4 separate regions of the Homo sapiens genome follow, and regions 1, 2 and 3 are each linked to region 4. A link is a loop called in an ENCODE intact Hi-C map of the cell type or tissue named here. Cell type or tissue: PC-9. All regions are shown on one strand. Region 1 overlaps LRRC72 (leucine rich repeat containing 72). Region 2 overlaps CRPPA (CDP-L-ribitol pyrophosphorylase A). Region 3 overlaps CRPPA (CDP-L-ribitol pyrophosphorylase A). Region 4 overlaps CRPPA (CDP-L-ribitol pyrophosphorylase A).

Region 1 (2,500 bases), 430 kb after region 4:
TAATTTATGTTGATTTTAGCAGCATCAATCCAAAACTCATAAATCCAAAATGTTAAATGTTTAATAGTATAGAAGGAAAAAATAGAGTTAAAAATATGATTGCTTCTTCTAAAATTTAAGAGATAGGAAACAGTGAATAATAATGATGAAATGCCTGTCAAGTTATTTAACTCAATTTTTAAAGTTAATTTAAGCAGAGGATGGGCTAACAGTTCAGTTTTCTGATTTCGTGTCATTCAGTTTTTACTTTAGGATGAGATGAATGGTCAACCACAAGTCCATAGAGTTTTTAGTATCAATATGTTGCTAATAAGTAATGTAACAGTAGTAAATCCAAGTTTGGTGTTTTATTCAGCTGAAGCTAGTTTTTAAATTTCCATATAGAAGTTACTTAACCAAGGATTAGCAGAAAAACCCAAGAAATGAAATGAAATGGATAGTAATGTCCTCAGAGGGGAAAGAGAAGACGAAGGGTACACCTAGAGAAAACGTCATTGAAAGATGTTGGTATATTTTCCATTAACGTCATATGTAAAGGCAGACTCTACTTCCAGATGCTATAATGTATAACAGGGTTATGAGGTGTCAGATGTGATTCCCCAAGACAGTAACCACAAAGCAGACTTCTGTACTAAAGCATCTGTGACTTTTTCTTCCTTCTGAGTTCTCATTAGAAACAATTGTGTTTTGCTTTTATATCCTTGAAGAGGGTCCTTTTCTTTACTTTCTCTGGCTCGAACTACAATTCATGATCCCAATGGCTCTTTTATTAGTGGTTTAATATACATCTGTTCTATTCCCTGTCCTGCAGTTATAATTATTTGTTACCACTTTAAAATCCTTCTCTTTCAAGAATAAAATTCAGACCATTTTCTGTCATTTAAGAAATCTTGAAAAAAAAAAAGTTTTATTTTTCTTCTCATTTTCTCCATTACTTACATATTTCCTTTCTTTTAAATTTCTTTGTGGCTCCTGGCTCTACATTTTCCTGTATGCCTTTCCTCACTCCTGTAACTTTTGTTTATTATGTACCAGGTGTCTTCCATTGCCTGCTTTATGTCCCTCTAAAGCTCGCGTTTTCCACAGGGAATAGCTATATATAACGCTTTTATTAGCCAGAAAAAGTTGTGTTTATACAACAAATATCAGAATGCTTTATTACTACAGAGAAAACATCCAGATGATTGATTTTTTTTTTTTAGTTTTTATCTAGCTTGTTATCTTTTAAGCATGCACCTACCCCAATCTTCTTTATGTTACAAACTGCTCTTTAGAAATATTAATCAGTTTTTTCCGAGTTTCTAATGCTTACTATTTTCATGCCTTTATCAAACCTGTATTTTATGAATAGTCTACAACAGTACTCTTAAATTTCACATGTACATTAAGTGAGCTTCATTTTATTGAGTGAAGGAGTTGTGCGGTAGCTGGAGCTCTTTCTACTACTGCCATCTAGTGGTTCTCCTTATTAGGTGTATTTTCAGAAGAATTTCCTAGAAATTGCATGTAGGTAGGTGGAATCCGAATAACTAAAGATTACTGGCCAGGTGCGGTGGCTGATGCCTGTATTTTGGGAGGCCAAGGTGGGCGGATCACGAGGTCAGCAGTTCGAGACCAGCCTTGCCAACATGGCGAAACTCCGTCTCTACTAAAAATACAAAAATTAGCCAAGCGTGGTGGCAGGCGCCTGTAATCCCAGCTACTCAGGAGGCTGAATCAGGACAATTGCTTGAACCCGGGAGGCAGAGGTTGCAGTGAGCAAGATCATGCCATTGCGCTCCAGCCTGGCAACAAGAACAAGACTCTGTCAAAAAAAAAAAAAAATGCCCAACTGAAAATCATTAAAGTTTTATTTCACATTGTATTGAAAAAATATGTTTATTATCATCTAGGATGAATAGGGAAAATATCTTTTTTTAAAAATAAAGCCCTCACAACTTCTAGTTGAGGATGTTTAAAAACATAACTATGTGCTGATTCCCAAGGGATATGATGTCAAAAGTGCCAGGGCTGCTTCTGCATCCACATGCCCCCTTCTTCCAACCACTGCATTAGGAAGTGCGGTTTATCACACATCCTAGCACCTGCACACCAGGATCTCAGAACTGCACGTGCCTGGCCAGAGGTAGACAAGATGCAAGAGCCACTTCTGCTCAGCTCTGGTCCTGCTGAGATCTGAAGCTACTATTGACACATTCTGAACTATGAGCAATGGTGTGGAGGAAGTAAGTTCTATTAGAGCCGGGTGTTGTGTCTCTGCCTATCTTCACACATGCACCCTTGTGAACTTGGAGACTGAAAGAAGAGTACCAAGTGATATTTTAATAAAAAGTAGCCTCAAGACTCCAATAGAGCTGATATCTAGTTCTTCATTTACTAACTTATTTATGGACATGTTAAAAATTTCCCTCATTTGTTGCAGACTTGGGTCAATGATTTGATCATAGCCCTTAGCACAGTTCCTAGTGGATAGTAAGCACTTGGTAAATATTTGTTGAAT
Region 2 (2,500 bases), 290 kb after region 4:
GAAGTAGTGGAAACAAATGTATGTGTAAGTGGCAGTCTTTAACTAGAGGCAAGACTAGCCATGTTTCCTTACATTTCCCTATCCCAATTTAGGAATTTGGGGCCAAAGTTCAGAAGTTTCTACCTTCTCTTTTGCAGTCCCCAATTAGTTCAAAATTCCAAAAGACAAATCAACCCATAAGAGTTATTTTCAATGGTAGTTTGAATTTCTTAGGTGAGATATTAAAAAATTACAACTTCTCAACCCTCTATTAGTGAGATAGCAAAAGTTTGGGCAAAGAATATCCTTACTTATGAGGGGCAAATAAAATGAATTTTGAAGTCAAATTCAGGGCATCAATTTCAAACTATACTATAAGGCTACAGTAACCCAAACAGCACAGTATTGGTACACAATAGACACAGACCAATGGAACAGAACAGAGAACCCAGAAATAAAGTTGCCAAAAATAAGCAATTTTTGGGAAAAGGACTCCCTATTCCATAAATGTTGGTAGGATAGCTGGCTAGCCATATCCAGAGGAATAAAACTGGACCCCTACCTCTCACCATACACAAAAATTAACTCAAGATAGATTAAAGATTTAAATGGAAGACCTCCAACTATAAGAATCGTAGAAGAAAACCTAGTAAACACCATTCTGGGCATCAGCCTTGGGAAAGAATTTCTGACTAAGTCCTCAAAAGCAATTCCAACAAAAACAAAAATTGACAACTGAGAGAAAATTAAACTAAACAGCTTCTGCACAGCAGCCAGGTGTGGTCACTCACACTTGTAATGCCAGCACTCTGGGAGGCCGACGCAGGTGGATCACCTGAGCGCAGGAGCTCAAGACCAGCCTGCCCAACATGGCAAAACCCCATTTCTACAAACAAATACAAAAAAAAAAATTATCTGGGCATGGTGGCACGTGACTGTAGTCCCAGCTACTTGAGGGCCTGAAGTGGGAGGATCGCTTGAGCCCAGGAGGTTGAGGCTGCAGTGAGCTGAAATCCTGCCACTGCACTCCAGCCTGGGTAGCACAGTGAGACCCTATCTCCAAAAAAACAATAGAGCTTCTGCACAGCAATTGAAACTATCAGAGTAAACAGTTTTTGCACTCTCAAGCAAAGGCCTAATATCCAGAATCTATAAGGAACTGTAAACAACTGAACCAGCAAAAAACAAATACCCACATTAAAAATGCACAAATGACATGAACAAACACTTCTCAAAAGACAACATCCAAGTATCCAACAAACAAACGTTCCACATCACTAGTCAGAAATGCAAATCAAAACCACAATCAGATACCATCTCACACCAGTCATGATGACTATTATGAAAAAGCCAAAAAAAAACAGATGCTAGCAAGGCTGCAGAGAAAAGGGGAACACTTATACACTGTTACTGGGAAAGTCAATTAGTTCAATCACTGTGGAAAGAAGTTTGGAGATTTCTCAAAGAACTTAAAACAGAACTACCATTCAACCCAGCAATCTCATTAGTGGGTATATATCCAAAAGAAAACAAATGCTTCTACCAAAAAGATGCATGCACCATGTTCATCACAGTGCTATTCACAATAGCAAACACAGGGAATCAACCTAGGTGCCCATCAATGGTGGATTGGATAAAGAAAATATGGTACGTATACACTATGGAATACTATGTAGCCATAAAAAGAACAAAATCAAGTCCTTTGCAGCAACATGATTGCAGCTGGAGGCCATTATTCTAAGCAAATTAACAGAGGAACAGAAAACCAATTACCACAAGTTCTCCTAAGACGGAGCTAAACAATGGGTACTCATGGACATAAAGATGTCAACAACAGACACTGGGGATCACTAGAGGGAGGAGGGAGGGGGCAAAGGTTGAAAAACTATTCAGTACTACACTCATTACATGGGTGATGGGATCAATCATACCCTAAACTTCAGCATCACACAATATACCCAGGTAACAAATCTACACACACATTCCCTCTGAATCTAAAATAGAAGTTGAAGTTATAAAAAAAAAAATCAAATTTGGGGTATCACATACAGCCCTTGAAAAACAAGAAATGACATTCTCTTAGAATAACCTAAATGATTGACAGTGGTGACACCCATTATTTTTCTTATTTGGGACAATGAGAACTGTGCTTTCTCTTTAATAAGCAAAAAGCATGCGTAATTTCTCAACAGAGCAAAAAAGTAGTCTTATAAGGCATTTTATACTTCCATGTCCTTTTCCTTATTTGAATTTGTATAAATTATCTTTTTTAATGAAGTGACTTAAGACTTTTGGCCCCATACCCTAAGAAAACTATCAACAGTCTGTAGGGCTGATCTTTTACAGAAGGAAGTAAGGGCTTTCACTTGGCAAATGGCCAAGCAGCACCCACACACTGCTATAAAGCAAGCTTTCTAAGGACTTCCTAGGATATACCCAAAATATAATCATGTTCCATAAGCTCTTCAGACATAATAGTGATAAAAATGAGCCATGAAGTATTTCAGAATGAAAATTTTGA
Region 3 (2,500 bases), 220 kb after region 4:
TCATATAAATGTACTTTTGGTTGAACCCTTTTATTGCCCTGATTTATATGACAACTATAGAGAGCAATAATATAAATATTAAAAGGTAAACAGTGTATAAATATGCAATATATGTGACAACACAGCACACAGGAAAGAGAACACAGTATTGCTGAATCTTATATTGTTTAATGAAAAAATGAACTTTTATGCTAAAAATTTTCAGTTAAAAAATATGTAGGATATACAGACATACTGGAGGCTATACTTGACCCTCAAGCTGTTAGTTTGGCAACTCTGCTAAAATGTCACTCTCAGTCCTTTAGAGTTTTTGAAGAGGTACAATTATCTTTTTATACATGGAAATTGACTCTATAAAAGTATAGAAATCTGCTGCTACAACTAGAACATTTGTTCAGGTTTTATCCTCCAGAGTCCAAATGATTTCCTTTAATTCTTTGCCTCATTAAGTTATAAAAGCTTTTGTTTACTCATTGCTGAATTCACTTATAAAAACATTATTTCTCAAAGTCTCGTTGTAGACGTAAGTGTTCTAAGGTGTTATTTAGTAAACGCCTGTAATAAACTGATACACCAAAATCAGACACACTGGAAAAGATAATTTTATCTCAAATATAAAACTGTTTTCATAATTTCTCCAAATGTTTCCTTCTTATAAGAACAAAATAATTACTGAGTGGCTATTATGTGCCAGGTGCCATTGCTCAGCCCTGAGGATGACACAGTGAACAAGATAAAGTCCCTGCCTTTGTGGACTGCATATTTAAAAAGGATAAAGGTAACAGACAAGTAAAAACAAACTAGATAATTACAAATAGAAATAAGTACTATGACGGAAGTAAAAGAATATTAGAAAAGAAATAAGAGGAATAACAACAAAGGCTCCATAAGAAGTTTATATTTAAGCTGTGATCTAAAGGGTTGAAATTAAGCCAGAGGATAAGGAAAAGAGCTGTGTCAGTTGAGAAAAAGATGCGGTCAGTCAGGCTTGTAATGTGCTAAAACCACAAGAATGTTACAGGTTCAGCACCCATTCTGTTCATGCAAGAAAGTTCATAGCAAGAGAAAAAAAAATGATAAGAAAAGCTAAGATAATTAGCAGAGGCAATAGCTAGTGTTTGTTGACTACTGCAGCAGGCTGAATTATTTGTCATAATTTTTTTATTTCTCTGTGGTAGAATAATGTACTCACACCCTTGTCTTGTCTCATAGATGTGAAGTATACCAGCTTACTGTACTAATGTTTGGCTTTGTCACAAGGCTTACTTGGCCCAAAGGAATGTGAATGGAAGTGGCAGTGTGCACATTCCATGCCTAGTCCTCATGAAAAACCACATATGTTGAATTAATCTCTTGCACCTCCACTACTATAAAAACCTCACCAACGTAGCTACCTCCCTTTCAGCATAGGATCCAGGAGAAACAGTCCTGTGTATAACCCTCAGTAAAGGGCCAAGCACAGCCAGATCTGCAGCTATAAGCAAAGCCACCCAGTCAACTCCACCCTAGATCAACAAACACCAAGTCAACCCACAGACAAGTGATTAAGAATTACTGTTTTATGCCATGGAGTTTTGAGAATATTTGTCCATAATAACTAATAAATACTTCCAATATCAGGCATAATACTAGATGCTTTACATAGGTTAGCTCATCCAAACTTTCCACCAAACTCATAAGGTAGATATGACTTTCAGCCCCATTTATCAGACAAGGAAACTAAGATTGACACCTTAAATAGACTCCTGACAGTTATATAACAAGCAGGAAAACCAAAAAGCCCAACCAGTCTAGTTTCAGAGTTCTATGACTCTATTACTGTGATATTCCCCTTTTTCCTAAGTGACTAAAGTCTTATTGCATTATCAAAACATTAGTATCAGTAAGTATATCTTTGTCCTATTTCAAGTCTACCACTTACAGAGTGAATAAAAAATAAACCAAGGACTTGTGTTATCAGTTGTTCCTGCCTCAGTCAAGATCCACTTTACCCAGGTGCAAACTGAATAGAGTTCTACCATGTTTTGATGCCACTTTAAATAATGCCACTATTTTATCGTTCAGAAAATATAGTCAAGAAGCAGTCAGGGATAGGAGAATTAGCAATATGGCAGAACAGGAGGCTCCAGATTCCCCCTTCACCCATAGACCCAGTGAATAGACATCTACTCACAGATGAATTCCCTTACATAAAGTCAGACATTAGTCAAGTCTCCTACCCAATAAGGCAACTGAGAAAACATCCACACTGGATGGGCAGAAAAAGCTGAGGCACACTCAGGCACAGATTCTTCCATAGGCACTGTACCATAAAATTGAAAGAATTCCCAGCACCCAGCTTCTCCCTGTGGAAAAGAGGGTTTGAACCACATATAGCACCCTAACCTAAGTTTCCTTATGGCTAGGCTCTTAATTCACCAATGCAGGGAGTGAAGAGGATTAAAGACTCTCCAGACCACAGGAAAAAAAATGGTGGTTTTCTACAGGCACAAAAGCACTT
Region 4 (2,500 bases):
GAAAGCAAAGTTACTAGGGCTAAGGTATAAAATGAGTAGAAGAAAAGAAAGAAGAATATAATAACAGAAGCAAATGATCCCAATAACAGAAAATTATTTTTACTTCATGATTAAATGCATAATATATAAATTATTTCAGTCTTACAGTTCTGTTCCAAACAAGAAATGTTGGTATGTATTGCTTCAAGTATTGTAGCTAAATCCTAAGAGTAAAAGCATATGAGCGAAAGATTCAAAATTTCAGTAATCCATCCAATTTTAATTAGTATTATCACACCCACTATTTTCAGGGGAAAATGACATTGATTTCTCTTGCCACATCACACATCATGCTCTCCCTTTCTCTCATCTAACCTAATTAGCTCATTTTCAGTCCTTTGAATTTAACATGTCCTCATGTATGTTGCCTCCTCTCTTGAATGCTCTCTTCTACCTTCAGATCTCTGCTTGGATACAAAAGTTGCTATTCATTCTGTTCCTCTGCCTCAGCAAAGTCTTTCATCTCCTGCCTAGGTCAAATCAATCCTCATTATATCTCTCCTTTTTAGCACATCTGTGTCCCAATTTTTTGTGTTTGGATGGAAAATTTGGTATTCATTCCATTCCTCCTCCTCAAGAAAGTCTTTGATCTCCTGCGTTGGTCAAATCCATCCATCTTAGGCTCTCATTGTCTCTCTCCTTTTTAGCACGTCTTTGTCCCAATTTTATGTGTTAGTGATTCTCTTCTTGCCTGAAGCTTTATGCCACAATACCAGATATCATGTTACATCATCTGTTTTTGCTCAGAATTCCATCCTGAATATGTGTCATGTTACTGAAACCTGAGGAGCTGCTCAGTACATATTTTATTGTCAAGGAGAGGGGAGCTAAGCAAGATTTGTACAGATTTTGAATAAGTAAAAGTATAAGGAATAGAACCTCGGTTTCTGGAACTATTTGTTGCTGAGTTTCTGCAAGTGTTTCAGGATGCAACTTTTTTGTCTTTTCCTTTAATGTTTTCAATTCATCTCCCTTCCTCCCACCTTTTCCTTTCCTCATTGGTATCCAATTATAATGACCAGAAAAGACATTTCTATTTATGGGTTCCAACCCTTCTGACACATAAACATTCCAACTCACAGGATTCATTCTTTCCTGGTTGGTGCCCTAGCTTCACAAGAATGAGGAAGCACACAAATAAATAACTATCGAATTTTTTAAAAACTTGTTCCCATTCTACCTGGGATCATCTCAGATTCCATCCATAGCATGCCTATCACACCCCTCAAGAAAATCCATTGTCCTGACCAAACTCTTGATAGGAGTTATGTGTAAACAATAACACTAGGATGTTAAAAAGAGTACACATTTTATAATTTTTTGTTAATGGGAATAGATGACATTCTGCTTTTTAAAGCAAGACTTCATAATTTGTTTCTTTAATCATACAATACTGGATATTTTCCAGGCAGGAAGAAGTAAGCAAAAGTGAGAACAAAGAGTATCTCTAAATAAAGTCTCCAGAAAATCTTTAGTTATATCACAGAAGCCACGTCAAGCTACAAGGCTGGCTGGGAAATGCTATTCCAAATAAAAACTGAGTTTCTATAGTGAAGAAAAAGAGAATAACCCAGCAGACTGTGTCTTGAGTTTTATTTAATTCTTAAAACAGAATTAAACAATAAAAGGAAAAATTTCATTCCTCTGTTCTATACTATCCATTCCTAAATTGAGGAATGGATTTCCAAAGGGCAAGAGTCAACTCTGTAACACTGACTCCACCCCTCCTTCTGTCAAATTGCAGGATTTGGAAGGCTTCCTGGAATGTTCTCTTTTCCTTTTGTACACTAAGTAGTACATTTATTTATGGCAAGTAATGAGTAATTAGTGTCTATATCCTATTTTTAAAATTAGGTCCAGATGAATATCACTTGGAAAGTATTCCTAGAAGTTTGGGCTTTAAAGATGATGAAGTTTCCTTCTGTAGACTGAATATCTGTGTCCCCCAAAATTCCTGTGTTGAAGCTTCATGCTCAGTGAGATGGTTTTTGGAGGTAAGGCCTTTGGGGGGTGATTAGGTCATAAGGACAGAGCCATCATTACTGGGATTAGTGCCCTTATACAAGTGACCCCAGCAAGTTCCCACACCCTTCCACCATGTGAGGACACACTGAGAAGATGACCATGTATGAACCAGGAGGCAGGCCCTCACCAGACACAGGGTCTGCCAGTACCTTCACCTTGAACTTGCCAGTTTCTACAACTGTGAAAAAACAAATTTATGTTGTTTCTAAAACCACCAAGTCTATTGTACTGTTATAGCAGCCTAAACAGACTAAAAGAAAATTGGCATCACAAAGTGGGGGCTGCTGTAACAAAACCAAAAAAAGTGGAAGAGACTTTGAAACTGGATAATGGGTAGAGACTGAGTTTTGAGGTGCATACAAGAAAAAGCATACATTGCCATGAACAGACCATTAGAGGCAATTTTAGAAGGAAAAGAGGAAAGCTATAGAGAAAG

What was found. A loop is a pair of places that touch in the nucleus more often than their neighbours do. Peaks named below come from ENCODE experiments on the same cell type or tissue, not always from the same donor. Only the 100,000 strongest peaks of a DNase experiment are listed, where the experiment ranks them.
Region 1: a loop joins it to region 4, with 8 times the contacts of the local background. A loop is called at or near these places in 45 of 110 quality-filtered maps.
Region 2: a loop joins it to region 4, with 9 times the contacts of the local background. A loop is called at or near these places in 25 of 110 quality-filtered maps.
Region 3: a loop joins it to region 4, with 12 times the contacts of the local background. A loop is called at or near these places in 3 of 110 quality-filtered maps.

What each region holds. Positions count from the first base shown.
Region 1 is chr7:16,563,621-16,566,120 of GRCh38, forward strand. The region is part of intron 5 of LRRC72 (leucine rich repeat containing 72); the gene reads left to right. Among named protein-coding and RNA genes, the nearest start is that of LRRC72, 38 kb to the left of the region's middle. In PC-9, CTCF peaks have their summits at 1,430 (motif pointing left) and 1,631; a DNase peak (open chromatin) is centred at 1,451.
Region 2 is chr7:16,415,803-16,418,302 of GRCh38, forward strand. All of the region lies in intron 1 of CRPPA (CDP-L-ribitol pyrophosphorylase A), which reads right to left. Among named protein-coding and RNA genes, the nearest start is that of CRPPA, 4.5 kb to the right of the region's middle. In PC-9, no CTCF peak of the experiment used is centred here; a DNase peak (open chromatin) is centred at 1,259; H3K27ac peaks cover 2,367 bases.
Region 3 is chr7:16,345,457-16,347,956 of GRCh38, forward strand. All of the region lies in intron 3 of CRPPA (CDP-L-ribitol pyrophosphorylase A), which reads right to left. Among named protein-coding and RNA genes, the nearest start is that of CRPPA, 75 kb to the right of the region's middle. In PC-9, no CTCF peak of the experiment used is centred here; DNase peaks (open chromatin) are centred at 1,285, 1,795 and 2,185; H3K4me3 peaks cover 653 bases; H3K27ac peaks cover 2,500 bases.
Region 4 is chr7:16,128,812-16,131,311 of GRCh38, forward strand. All of the region lies in intron 9 of CRPPA (CDP-L-ribitol pyrophosphorylase A), which reads right to left. Among named protein-coding and RNA genes, the nearest start is that of CRPPA-AS1, 80 kb to the right of the region's middle. In PC-9, no CTCF peak of the experiment used is centred here; DNase peaks (open chromatin) are centred at 780 and 1,170; H3K4me3 peaks cover 1,631 bases; H3K27ac peaks cover 2,500 bases.